2 separate regions of the Homo sapiens genome follow, and region 2 is linked to region 1. A link is an interaction called in ENCODE POLR2A ChIA-PET data of the cell type or tissue named here. Cell type or tissue: B cell. All regions are shown on one strand. Links, peaks and the distances in the headings refer to the core of each region. The heading gives the core; the rest is flanking DNA.

The links. ChIA-PET counts read pairs that join two places held together with the same protein. Peaks named below come from ENCODE experiments on the same cell type or tissue, not always from the same donor. Only the 100,000 strongest peaks of a DNase experiment are listed, where the experiment ranks them.
Region 2: POLR2A ChIA-PET joins it to region 1 with 8 read pairs; 5 of 35 experiments call an interaction of 5 or more read pairs at or near these places.

What each region holds. Positions count from the first base shown.
Region 1 is chr15:64,260,561-64,267,200 of GRCh38, reverse strand. The region is part of intron 2 of CSNK1G1 (casein kinase 1 gamma 1); the gene reads left to right. Among named protein-coding and RNA genes, the nearest start is that of CSNK1G1, 92 kb to the left of the region's middle. In B cell, for the core only: no CTCF peak of the experiment used is centred there; a DNase peak (open chromatin) is centred at 3,460.
Region 2 is chr15:64,335,435-64,342,074 of GRCh38, reverse strand. The region is part of intron 1 of CSNK1G1 (casein kinase 1 gamma 1); the gene reads left to right. Among named protein-coding and RNA genes, the nearest start is that of CSNK1G1, 17 kb to the left of the region's middle. In B cell, for the core only: no CTCF peak of the experiment used is centred there; no DNase peak of the experiment used is centred there.

The DNA of each region.
Region 1 (6,640 bases), core at 711-5,710:
ACTTCAACCTCCTCCTCCTGGGTTCAAGTGATTCTCCTGCCTCAGCCTCCCAAGTAACTGGGATTACAGGCGTGCACCACCACGCCCAGCTAAATTTTTGTATTTTTAGTAGAGGTGGGGTTTCGCCATGTTGGCCAGGCTGGTCTTGAACTCCTGTCCTCAAGTGATCCACCCACCTCGGCCTCCCAAATGCTAGGATGAGAGGCATGAGCCTGCTTTGCTTTTGAGGTCCCATCCAAAACATCTTTGCCTAGAGAATGTCATGAAGCATTTCCCTTGTGTTTTATTCTAGTAGTTTTATAGTTTTGGGTCTTACATTTAAGTCTTTAATTCATTTTGAGTTGATTTTTGCATAAGGTGAGAGATAAGGGTCTACTTTCTTCCTTCTATGTGTGAATATCCAGTTTTCCTAGTACCATTTATTGAAGAGACTGTTTTCCCCAGTGTATATTCTTGGCATCTTTGTCGAAAATCAGTTACCTGTAAATGTGGAGATTTATTTCTGAGTTCTCTATTCTGTTTCACTTGTGTGTTTTTATGCCAGTGCCATGCTGCTTTGGTTACTATAGTTTTCTAGGAGATTTTTGCATTGGGTAGAGTGATTCTTTTGGCTTTGTTCTTTTTGCCCAAGATTATTTTGGCTATTTGGAATCTTTTGTGGTTCCATATGAATTTTAGGATTTTTTTTTCTCTTTCTGTGTTGAATGTCATTGGTATTTTGATAGAGATTGCATTGAATCTTGTAGATCGCTTTGGGTGGAATGGACATTGTAACAATATTCTTCCGATTTTTTATTTTTATTTTTTTTAAGAGACAAGGTCAGGGGCTGGGTGTGGTGGCTTGTTCCTGTAATCCCAGCACTTTGGGAGGCCAAGGCGGGTGGATCACGAGGTCAGTGGATCATGAGGTCAGGAGATCTAGATCATCCTGGCCAATATGGTGAAACCCTGTCTCTACTAAAAATTCAAAAATTAGCAGGGTGTGGTCCTCATGCCTATAGTCCCAGCTACTCAGGAGGCTGAGGCAGGAGAATTGCTTGAACCCGGTAGGCAGAGTTTGCATTGAGCCGAGATCGTGTCGCTGCACTGCAGCCTGGCAACAGAGCGAGACTCTGTCTCCAAAAAAAAAAAAGAGACAAGGTCTTGTTTTGTCACCTCGGCTGGAGTGTAGTGACATGATCTCAAAGATCCTAGACTCAAACATTCTTCCCATCTCAGTCTACCTACTAGCTAGGATTATAGGCACTTACCCCTACACCTGGCTAATTAAAAATTTTTTTTTGCAGATGCAGTGTCTCATATGTTGCTTAGCTGCTCTCAAACTCCTGGCCTGAAATGATCCTCCTGCCTTGGCCTCCTGCTAAAGTGCTGGCAGTAATAGGCATAAGCCACTGTGACTGGCCAATTTTCTTCCAATGGATATATTTCATTTTTGGTGTGTGTGTTCTTCAGTTTCTTTTGTTGGTATTTTATAGTTTCCCTTGTAGAGATCATTCACCCCTTTGGTTGAATTTATTCCTAGGTTTTTTTTTTTTTTTAAAGCTATTGTAAATGGGATTGTCTTCTGTATTAGTCTGTTCTCATGCCAGTAATAAAGACATACCCAAGACTGGCTAATTTATAAAGGAAAGAGGTTTAATTGATTCATAGTTCCACATAGCTGGGAGGCCTCACAATCATGGCAGAAAGCAAAGGAGGAGCAAAGTCACATCTTACATGGCAGCAGGCAAAGAGAGCATGTGCAAGGGAACTCCCCTTTATAAAACCATCAGATCTTGTGAGACTTATTCACTATCATGAGAACAGCATGTGAAAAACCCACCCCATGATTCAGTTACCTCCCTCTGGGTCTCTCCCACTATACATGGGACTTATGGGAGCTATGATTCAAGATGAGATTTGGGTGGGGACACAGCCAAACCATATTTCCTCCCACACACTGTGTGCTCCGATTATATTCTCAATTTCTTTTTCCACTGGTTTGTTTTTGGCATTAGAAATGCTACTAATTTTTGTATGTTAATTTTGTATCCTGTAACTTTACTGAATTCATTTATTCTAATAGTTTTTTGGTGGAGTCTTTGGGATTTTCTATATATATGATTATGTGGTCTGCAAACAGGAACAGTTTGATTTCCTCCTTTCCTATTTGGATGCCCTTTCTTTTGCCTCATTGGTCTGGATAGGGCTTTGAATACTATGTTGTATAAAATTGGTGAAAGTGGGCATCCTTGTCTTGTTCTAGTCTTTTGAGGAAAAGCTTTTAATTTTTCCCCATTCAGTCTGATATTAGCTGTGAGTTTGTCATATATGGCCTTTATTATGTTGAAATGTGTTCCTTTTATGCCTAATTTATTGAGAGTTTTTATCATGAAGGGATGTTGAATTTTATCAAATGTCTTTTCTGTGTCTGTTGAGATGATCATATGGTTTTTGTCTTTCATTCTGTTCATGTGACGTGTCACGTGTATTGATATGCATATATTCAAGCATCCTTAACATCCCCGGGATACATCCCATGTGATCATGGTGAATCATCTTTTAGTGTGTTGTTGGATTTAGTTTGTTAGTATTTTGTTGACGATTTGTGCCTCTGTTTTCATCAGGGATATTGGCCTGTAGTTTTATTTTGTTTTATCCTGGCCTGGTTTTGGTATCAGTGTAATGCTGGACTCAGAATAAGTTTAGAAGTATTATTCCCCTCCTCTTTGGTTTTTTGAAATAGTTTGAAAAGAATTTATATTTTTTCTTTCAATGTTGGATAGAATTCAGCAGTGAAGCCATCAGGTCCTGGGCTTTTTCTTTGCTGGGGGAGTCTTTATCATTGCTTCCATCTTATTACTTGTTATTCTCTTCAGGTTTTCTATTTCTTCTGACTCAATCTTGGTAGGTTGTATGTATGTTTCCAGGAACTATTCCATTTCTTCAGATTTTTAAACATTTGTTCTCATATAGTTGTCAGATTAATATTGTAAAAATACAACTTTCACCATTTGCTTTTCCCCTTCGTTCACAGCAAACCGAAGAATGAAGTTAAAACTCCTATATTTGCATTTAGGATTATCTATAATCTTATTCTAAACTAGCCTTTCTTTTTTATCACCCAAGAACTTTCTCACAAGAACTTTCTACATATATCAAGTCAAGTTGTTCACTTTAGCATCTCTTACCTACTGAATGTCAGATACTATGTTTGTTTCTAGGGATAAAAAGATGAATTAAACGTTACTGTCCTCTGGAAATTTACTGCCGAGTGGAAGTAAAAAATATATGCATAAATAATTATAGGTAGAAGTTTATGAAATTGGGTGCTGGCTTAGTCTTAAGACTAGAAAGTATATTTAGAAAAGGGCTTTTTTTTTTTTTTTTTTTTTTTTTGGTAAACAAAAAGGCATAAAACCACAAGGAACCAAAAAAATGGAAGAGAAAGTGAAAACAGACTGAGAAATGTTAACAAAATTTTGGAAGCTGAAACACAGATGGTTAGGTGGTAACTGACTTAGCACTCCAGACAAGGCTGAGTGCCTGAAGGGGCAGGCCGGTTAATGCTATAAAATATACCAGATAGGCTTAGGAATTGGAGACACTAGGAACTTCACAAAGGTGGGATGCAGAAGGGGCTAAAAATGGAAAATTTAGTTGAAAGTCAACTGCACTGTGAAAAGCGGCTGCCCAGCTAAATGCAGGAAAAATAAGGAAAAGGTTGCACACTGAGCCTGGGAGCGGTGGCTCAAACCTGTAATCCCAGCACTTTGGGAGGCCAAGGCAGGCGGATCATGAAGTCAAGAGATCGAGCCCATCCTGGCCAACATGGCGAAACCCCGTCTCTACTAAAGATACAAAAACTAGTTGGTCATGTTGGCGCGCACCTGTAATCCTAGCCGCTCCAGAGGCTGAGGCAGGAGAATCGCTTGAACCATGGAGGCAAAGGTTGCAATGAGCTGAGATCATGCCACTGCGCTCCAGCATGGGCAACAGAGCGAGACTCTGTCTCAAAAAAAAGAAAAAAGAAAAAGGTTGCACACTGAATGATGAGACTCCTCAAGACTTCTTGTGGAAGAAACAAATATGTAAGTGCCCAGGATTTCTTTGAACTCTTGCTTTTTTTTTTTTTTTTTTTTGAGATGGCGTTTTGCTCTTGTTGCCCAGGCTGGAGTGCAGTCGTGTGATCTCCGCTCACTGCAACCTCTGCCTCCTGGGTTCAAGCTATTCTCCTGTCTCAGCCTCCCAATTAGGTGAGATTACAGGCATGCACCACCACACCTGGCTAATTTTGTATTTTTAGTAGAGACGGGGGTTTCTCCATGTTGGTCAGGCTGGTCTCGAATTCCTGACCTCAGGTGATCCACCCACCTTGGTCTCCCAAAGTGCTGGGATTACAGGCGTGAGCCATTGCGCCTGACTGCATCTTTTTCTTCAAAAGAAATCTATGCACAATTTCTATAATATAGTAGGTTTGTTTTTATGTAAATAAAAAGACTTTATCCAAATCTTCAAATGAAAATTAGGATCCAAGAAAAGTGTATCTTACTTGTCCTGTAGCTTAGTGCACAAAGGCCTTGGCACACTTCCAAGTACCCACAGGTACATACCTCAGAGTGGGGACCTGGCATTGGATATTATTCATAACCTGTCCTTAGCTTAGTGGATGTTTATGGCTTTTCTTCTGTTTCTTCCCACACACTATGTGCTCCGATTATATGGGTCTACCCACAGTATATCACATCCTGTGCATTTTCTATCATTTATCCATATCATTGTTCAAATTAGTATTTTTTAAAAATAGAAAATGCCTTTTATTCTCTCCTCTGTTCATCCGTCAGGACTCACTTCAAGTGCTGCTTGTGCCCAAATTCACTACCCTCCGTATCCAAGCTCTTCTACTGACTCATTTGTATTTCTGTTTTAACACTCACTATATCATGTGATTTATTTGACACACTTTTGAGCCACCACATACAAGACCTTGTGTGAGGAGCTAGAATACAGTCTATGAAGGGTGAGAACTGAGGTTGCTCATCTTAGATGTCTGGTATCTGTGTAGATGGGCATTAAATATTCACATGCTTTTCCCTACTTCTGTTCTCTTATTTTTCTAGTTAATCTTGTACTACCTCACAATGCTCATGCAAAATCACAGATCTTATCAGGTCATAAAACCTTTCATTTTAAACTTTAAGATAGCATTGATGTTCTGCAATTATACAGGAAGTAGGAACAGGGAAAAATGGTATTAATGGCTTTTTTTTTTTTTTTTTTGAGACGGAGTCTTGCTCTGTTGCCCAGGCTGGAGTGCAATGGTGCGATCTCGGCTCACTGCAACCTCTGCCTCCCAGGTCAAGCGATTCTCCTGCCTCAGCCTCCTGAGTAGCTGGGATTACAGGTGCACACTACCACGCCTGCCTAATTTTTGTATTTTTAGTAGAGACAGGGTTTCACCATGTTGGTCAGACTGGTCTCCAACTCCTGACCTCTTGAGCCACCTGCCTCGCCCTCCCCAAGTGCTGGGATTACAAGTGTGAGCTGTAATTAAGTTCTTAGGGTTAAGCCTGTGCTAAAATTAGTTGGTTTTGTTTTGTTTTTTGTTGTTGTTGTTTTTGAGACAGAGTTTTGTTCCTCTCTCCCATGCTGGAGTGCAATGGCATGATCTCAGCTCACCACAACCTCTGCCTCCCAGGTTCAAGTGATTCTGTTGCCTCAGTCTGCTGAGTAGCTGGGATTACAGGTGCCCACCACTACCCCCAACTAATTTTTGTATTTTTAGTAGAGACAGAGTTTCACCATGTTGGCCAGGCTGTTCTCGAACTCCTGACCTCAGGTGATCCACCCACCTCAGCCTCCCAAAGTGCTGGGATTACAGGCATGAGCCACTGCACCTGGCCCTAAAACTAGTTTTAAGTCACAGTAACAATGCTCATTTCATTTCAGGAAGAGCTGTCCTGAAAAATCTTTGCGCAGAGTCACATCTGGTGTGCAAGAAGTCCTGGGCCAAATTAAAGTTTTAATCGGCCTGGGAATTGGCTGTTTGTTACTGCCTCATCTGTTCCTCTCTTACTTATTACTATCCTTTTTATAATTTCATGAAATATATTTTAAAATGGCTTTGGTGGGAACATTAATAAGAAACATAAAGTAACCTTTAGAAGGTTAATGCAAACACTATATATATGAGAGAAATGCCTATTTTTGACTTGTGCTCCCCTAAAAAAGAAGTTATTCATCTTATGGTTTCTGAGGTGTTTGACCTAAGAAACCAACCTGTTAGTCTTCTTTTTATCTTACTTGCAGACAAAAATTATTCCTAAATTAGTGTACTCTTTGACACGTAAAGGTACTCGCAATCTGATGGCAGTATGAAAAGTTTAATGATGTAGTTATATTGCAGAGGGCCTTCTGTTGTCTAGAGGTTTGTAAATGAGAATTTGTATTGTAAGCAGCTTTTTTTGTTTGTTTGTTTATTTATGAGATGGAGTCTCACTCTGTTGCCCAGGCTGGAGTACAGTGGTGTAATCTTGGCTTACTGTAGCCTACACCTCCTGGGTTCAAGCGATTTTCCCACCTCAGCCTCCCAAGTAGCTGAGATTACAAGTATTCACCACCACCCCCGGCTAATTTTTGTATTTTTAGTAGAGACAGGGTT
Region 2 (6,640 bases), core at 1,003-6,002, 75 kb before region 1:
TCGGAAGGGAAATAGTGCATACAGTGGGTAACAAGGGAAGTCATTTAGCCAGTTGGGAACAAACCATCTTGTAAAAGTGACCATGAGGAATAACCGATGGAAATTTTTGTATAGTGCTTTTTCAGTATAAAGTTCGAAGTAACTTTCAATAGTTGAGTTTATAGGTTTTGTTTGTTCTTGCTCATGCTGACTAAATTAGAAGAGTCACCTCATCCCGCTTTTAAAAAGGGTCTTTTAGATTTTAGAGTAGATAGTCTGTGAGTAAGTCATGCCCAAGAAGCTTACTGTAATACCACTTTTCCCTCTCTAAGCATCTTAGTCTTAAGACAGTTTAAGCTGAGTGTGGTGGCTTATGGAGGATCACTTGAGGCCAGGAGTTCAAGATCAGCTTGGGCAACATAGCAAGACTCTGTCTCTATAAAAAATAAAAAAAAATTAGCTGGGTGTCATGGCACGAGCTGGTAGTCTCAGCTACTCAAGAGATTGAGGCAAGAGGATTGCTTGAGCCCAGGAGTTTGAGGCTGCAGTGAGATCTGATCATGCCACTACACTCCAGCCTGAGTGACAGGGCAAGATGTCTTTGAAACCAACCAACCAACCAACAGAAGAAATAAATGACAGTTTAATAAATATTTCAGGCCGGGCACTGTGGCTCACGCCTGTATTCCCAGCACTTTGGGAGGCCAAGGCGGGTGGATCATGAGGTCAGGAGATTGAGACCATCCTGGCCAATGTAGTGAAACCCCGGCTCTACTAAAAAGATAAAAATTGGCCGGGCGCGGTGGCTCACGCCTGTAATCCCAGCACTTTGGGAGGCCGAGGCGGGTGGATCATGAGGTCAAGAGATTGAGACCATCCTGGCTAACAAGGTGAAACCCCGTCTCTACTAAAAATACAAAAAATTACCCGGGCGCGGTGGCGGGCGCCTGTAGTCCCAGCTACTCGGGAGGCTGAGGCAGGAGAATGGCGTGAACCCGGGAAGCGGAGCTTGCAGTGAGCCGAGATTGCGCCACTGCAGTCCGCAGTCCGGCCTGGGCGACAGAGCGAGACTCCGTCTCAAAAAAAAAAAAAAAAAAAAAAAAAAAGATAAAAATTAGCTGGACGTGGTGGTGTTTTTGAGACAGTGCCTCACTCTATTGCCCAGGTTGGAGTGCCGTGGTGTGATCATGGCTCACTGCAGTACCAACTACCCAGGCTTTAAGTGATCCTCCCACCTCAGCCTCCTAAGTAGCTGAGACCACAGGCACACACCACCATGCCTGGCTAATTTTTAAAAAACTATCTGTAGAGACAGGATTTTGCCATATTGCCCAGTCTGGTCTTGAGCTCCTGGGCTCAAGTGATCCTCTGGCCTCGGCCCCCCAAAGTGCTGGGATTACAGGCATGAGCCAACATACATGACCTTAAAGTGGTTTCACAGAAGTTCTACCTAGCAACTTCATTAGCCCTTTGCTGCAAGGTAATTAGGCTGCCCAGAATAAAACTGGACTTTACTGAGGGAGTGGTGATTCTGGGAAAGCCACCTGCAGTCTCTACCACATCATATAACAATAAAAGGTTTAGTTTACCAGGAAGATACTAGAATTCTGTTACTTATACCAGATAATACAGGTTCAACATACATAAACCTACATAACAACTACAAGGAGAAATTTATAAATTCACCATTATATTAGAATAGATGTTTTTGACATTAAAACAATACTTCCTGCCAGCAGAGATGTGCTAAAGAAAAAAAAATCATTAAAACAACACAACAAGACAGAGCTATTGGGTGAATATAGAACATTGTACTCAAGTTTTAAAGAATTAGTTTCATACAGTTACTACTATTTGCAGATATAGTTACTTTGTGGAATCCAAAATTTCTGTAATGCGAGAGGTAACAACCTTCAAAGTAGCCCTGAAAATCTCAACAAATTCAAAGAATATGTATTCTATAGACCAAACCTTCGATGACAGTGCAAACTAAATTAGGACTCAGTTTTTTAAAAAAATGACCTTTAAAAATGTTTGGAAATTTAAAAGAACACATCTAAATAACTCTTGAGGTTACAAAAGAAATAATGATAGAGGTTTACCAATGCATAACACTGAATGTTAATTAAAAAAACAACATCAAAATTGATGGATGCAACTTAGTGGTTCTTGGGCATAGCATATAGTCAAGTTTCATAAATACTCTGTGAGAGTTTGAAAAGACCATTCTCTAGTTGAGGGCAGTGGTATTAATAGAGGAAAAGAGCCTCAGAAATTGAGAACTGTCAGTCACTCCTCTTGATTTAATATTCGTATTTAAGGCCTTGTGCAATTTGTCCTCTGACAGTTGTCAGTGGGCACTACTGCTCCTCCTGTTTCTTTTGCTTTAATCTTAATTACATAATTAAAGTTCTCTTATTAGACACTAGTGGTTCTAAAATGTTAGCATGTATTGGAATTTTCTGGAGGGTTTGTTAAAACACAGATTGCTGGCTGGGCTCATGTCTGTAATCCCAGCACTTTGGGAGGCCGAGGCGGGTGGATCACCTGAGGTCAGGAGTTTGAGACCAGCTGGGCCAACATGGCGAATCCCTGTCTCTACTAAAAATACAGAAATTAGCCGGGCGTGGTGGTGGGTGCCTGTAATCCCAGCTACTTGGGAGGCTGAGGCAGGAGAATCGCTTGAACCTGGGAGGCAGAGGTTGCAGTGAGCGGAGATTGTGCCACTGCACTCCCCCTTGGGCGAGAGAGTGAGACTCTACCTCAAAACAACAACAACAATAACAACAAAAAACAAAAAAACACAGATTGCTGGTCCTCACCCCCTGAATTTCTGATTCAGCTCATCTGGGGTAGGGCCTCCAAATTTCCATTTTCAGCAGATTTGCAGATGATGTTCATGCTGGTGACCTAGGGACAATGCTTTGAGAATCACTGTACTAGAGATTACATTCACTTGACTGTATCCCTTGTAACTGCTAATTCTTTTCCTGTAGCCCCTTTTCTCTCCTCCTTAACTTTTTCCCTTCAGAATCCTGCACTTTAACTCTCCCCTTTTCTTGGAAGTACTTTTTTTTTGAGATGGAGTTTCGCTCTTGTTGCCCAGGCTGTAGTGCAGTGGCGTGATCTTGGCTCACTGCTATCTCCACCTCCTGGGTCCAAGCCATTCTTCTGCCTCAGCCTCTCAAGTAGCTGTGATTACAGGCATGCAGCACCATCCTTGGCTAATTTTGTATTTTTAGTAGAGACGGGGTTTCACCATGTTGGTCAGGCTGGTCTCGAACTCCCAACTTCAGGTGATCCACCAGCTTCCACCTCCCAAAGTGCTGGGATTACAGGTGTAAGCTATCGCGCCCGGCCAGAAGTGTTTTTTTTTTTTTTTTTTTTTTTTTTTTGAGACCGAGTTTCACTCTTGTTGCCCAGGCTGGAGTGCAGTGGCACGATCTCAGCTCACCACAACCTGCACCTCCTAGGTTCAAGCGATTCTCCTGCCTCAGCTTCCTGCGTAGCTGGGATTATAGACATGTACCACCACACCCAGCTAATTTTGTATTTTTAGTAGAGATGGGAGTTTCTCTGTGTTGGTCAGGCTAGTCTCGAACTCCTGACCTCAGGTGATCTGCCTGTCTTGGCCTCCCAATGTGCTGGGATTACAGGTGTGAGCCACCGCGCCGGGCTCAAGTGTTTTTAACCATCAAGTTGTTAGATGTCCCATGCCTATGCTTACTTAGAAAATGGTTCTTGCACATCTATAGAAGTCCTAATCTTGCTATCATACTAAATATCACTTCACATCCATTAAGATAGCTATTAAAATACACACACAGAAAGTAAAAAAGTAGTGAGGATGTGGAGAAATTGGAACTCTATTTATTGCTGGTGGGAATATAAAATGCCGCAGCCATTGTGGAAAACAGCTTGGCAGTTTCTCGAAAGGTTACACATAGGACTACCATATAGACCCAGCAGTCCTCTCTTAGGCATATATCTAAAAGAATCAAAAACAGGGTTTGAAACAGATGTTTGTACAGTACCTTTATAACAGCATTCATAATAGCCAACCAAGCGCCTGTTGACAGATGAGTGCATAAACAATATGTAGTATATACATACAAAGGAAGGAAATTCTGACACATGCTATGACGTGGGTAAACTTTGAAAACATGCTTAGTATAATAAGTCAGACACAGGACAAATATTGCATGATTTCACTTATGAGCTACCTAGGATAGACAAATTCAAAGACAAAGTAGAATAGAGGTTATCAGGGGCTGATGGGGCAGAGAAAAGCAGAGCTATTGTTTAATGGGTACAGAATTAATGTTGAGGATAATGAGAATATTTTGGGTATAGATACTGGAGACTGTTACACAATATTGTGAGTGTGTTTTCATGCCACTGAATTGTACATTTACAAAAGGTTAAATTATAAATATTATATATATTTTATCACAGTAAAAAACAAAGCCAGGTGGGTTCACATCTGTAATCCCAGAGCTTTGGGAAGCTGAGGTGGGAGGATTACTTGAGGCTAAGAGTTTGAGACCGGCCTAGGCAACATAATGAGACCCATTCTACAAAAAATAAAATAGGCATGGTGGTACCTGTAGTCCTAGCTGTTCGGGAGGCTGAAGTGGTAGAATAGCTTGAACCCAGGAGTTCGAGGCTGCAGTGAGCTATCATGGTACGACTGCATTTCAGCCTGGGTGGCAGAGCAAGATTCTGTCTCTTAAAACAGACAAAAATGTTAGTATATTACTGGAAAAACTTATTAGAAGTCTTTTTTGGTGATGAAGTTTCACTCTCATTTTTTTGTCATATGTTTCTATGAGTTCTGCTTGCTTTTGTTTTTTTGTTTTGTTTTGTTTGAGACGGAGTCTCGCTCTGTTGCCCAGGCTGGCATACAGTGGCAAGATCTCAGCTCACAGCAACCTCCACCTCCCAGGTTCAAGCGATTCTCCTGCCTCAGCCTCCTGAGTAGCTGGGATTACAGGTGCCTGCCACTGCGCCTGGATAATTTTTGTATTTTTAGTAGAGATGGGGTTTCACCATGTTGGCCAGGCTGGTCTTGAACTCCTGACCTCAGGTGATTTACCCGTCTTGGCCTCCTGAAGTGCTGGGATTACAGGTGTGAGCCACTGCGCCCGGCCGAGTTCTGCTTTTTTCAAAATAACAAGCATGTGTTTCTGAATCAGAAAAAAGTAAATAATACGTTAAAAAGACATATGTGAATATTTATAAAATATGTTTATGTGAAGGATTTTCTGTAATGTAAATCTCACTAGTGAAAATTTTTATATTACTTGAGTAGATGATTTTTCCATAGAATCGTGACTAAAACTGAGTTTTCCATGAACTGTTACTAACCTGTAAACTTCCTCTCTAATGAAAGTTATATTTTCCTTGGTTATAGATGCTTTCTAGTTTGTTATATCTATGTCAGTTATTTTGAATCTCTTACATTTTCAGATCAAAAATTAATTATTATTGTTATTTTTTTGTTTGAGATGGAGTCTTTCTAAGTTGCCCAGGCTGGTCATGAACTCCTGGGCTCAAAGTGATCCTCCCACCTCAGTCTCTTGAGTAGCTGGGATTATAGGCACATAGCACAGGACCTGCCAAAATTATTATTTAAATTTATCAATTAAGCATGTTCAGTGACATAGGTAAGTATTGAGTGCAGGTAGCATTTATGCTGACTTCAGTAGAATTCCTGGGCTTTAAAACAAATAAGAAAGGAAGAAAGGAAGTATGTAGAGTGTGGCTTATACACTTTGAGGACATTGTGGTTTTGCTTTGTAATTTTCTTGTGAATAGAATAAGGAGTGAAATGAGAGAGATCGAATCTAGTTAATCAAGATAATTTGTCAAGTAAATTTCAGTTACTTGAAAACAGTCAATTCAATTTTACATTTGTTTACTCTGTTTTGGGCATGGTGCTTTGAACGGTTTAGGTACGTAAGTCAGAGAGCAGTCCCTAGTCGCATAGAGTTCCATAGAATAGTTTGGTAGGCAGATAGGTAAAAAATAGCCACATAAATCGATAGATGGATATATGAATTAAGATGAATATTATTCATTCATGCTCCATAAATTTATTGAGCAACTGTTATACTATGTGTTAGGCCTAGTGTAGGTACTGGGGGTATAGTGACAAACAGGAAATATTTGTGCTTGCATTGAAAAAGATTACTGGGATGTTGCAGGTAAATTTTATTTTCTCCTTATTCTTAGGTTTTTGAAATGAAATGACTAGGACAATACAGGAACAACAGCAAGAATTTGTTGACTTTCATCCTTAGAGAACTCAAGTGAGGATGTAGCTTGTATGACAGTCTAGTATTTTCTTGATCAACAGAAAAGGTTGAAATTCTAATTGTTTCCATCAACATTAGAATGATTCTTTACTACTAAGCTTGTGATAGGGTTTTTAAAAAATAATAATTGTTAAAGTTGGTTATTAAAGCTTAAAATTCAAATCATCAATCACAAAGTAAATATTCATGAAAGAAATATACTGATTCTTTAGGAGGTAGATAGTGATGAGGCAGTTAATGGAAAAATCAAGTCAGTAATTTCTTGGGACAATCATCAAGGCTGCCTTTTTGTGTTTCTATAGGCAGTCATGGTGACTGACTTTGTTACCAAAGTGCAGTTATTA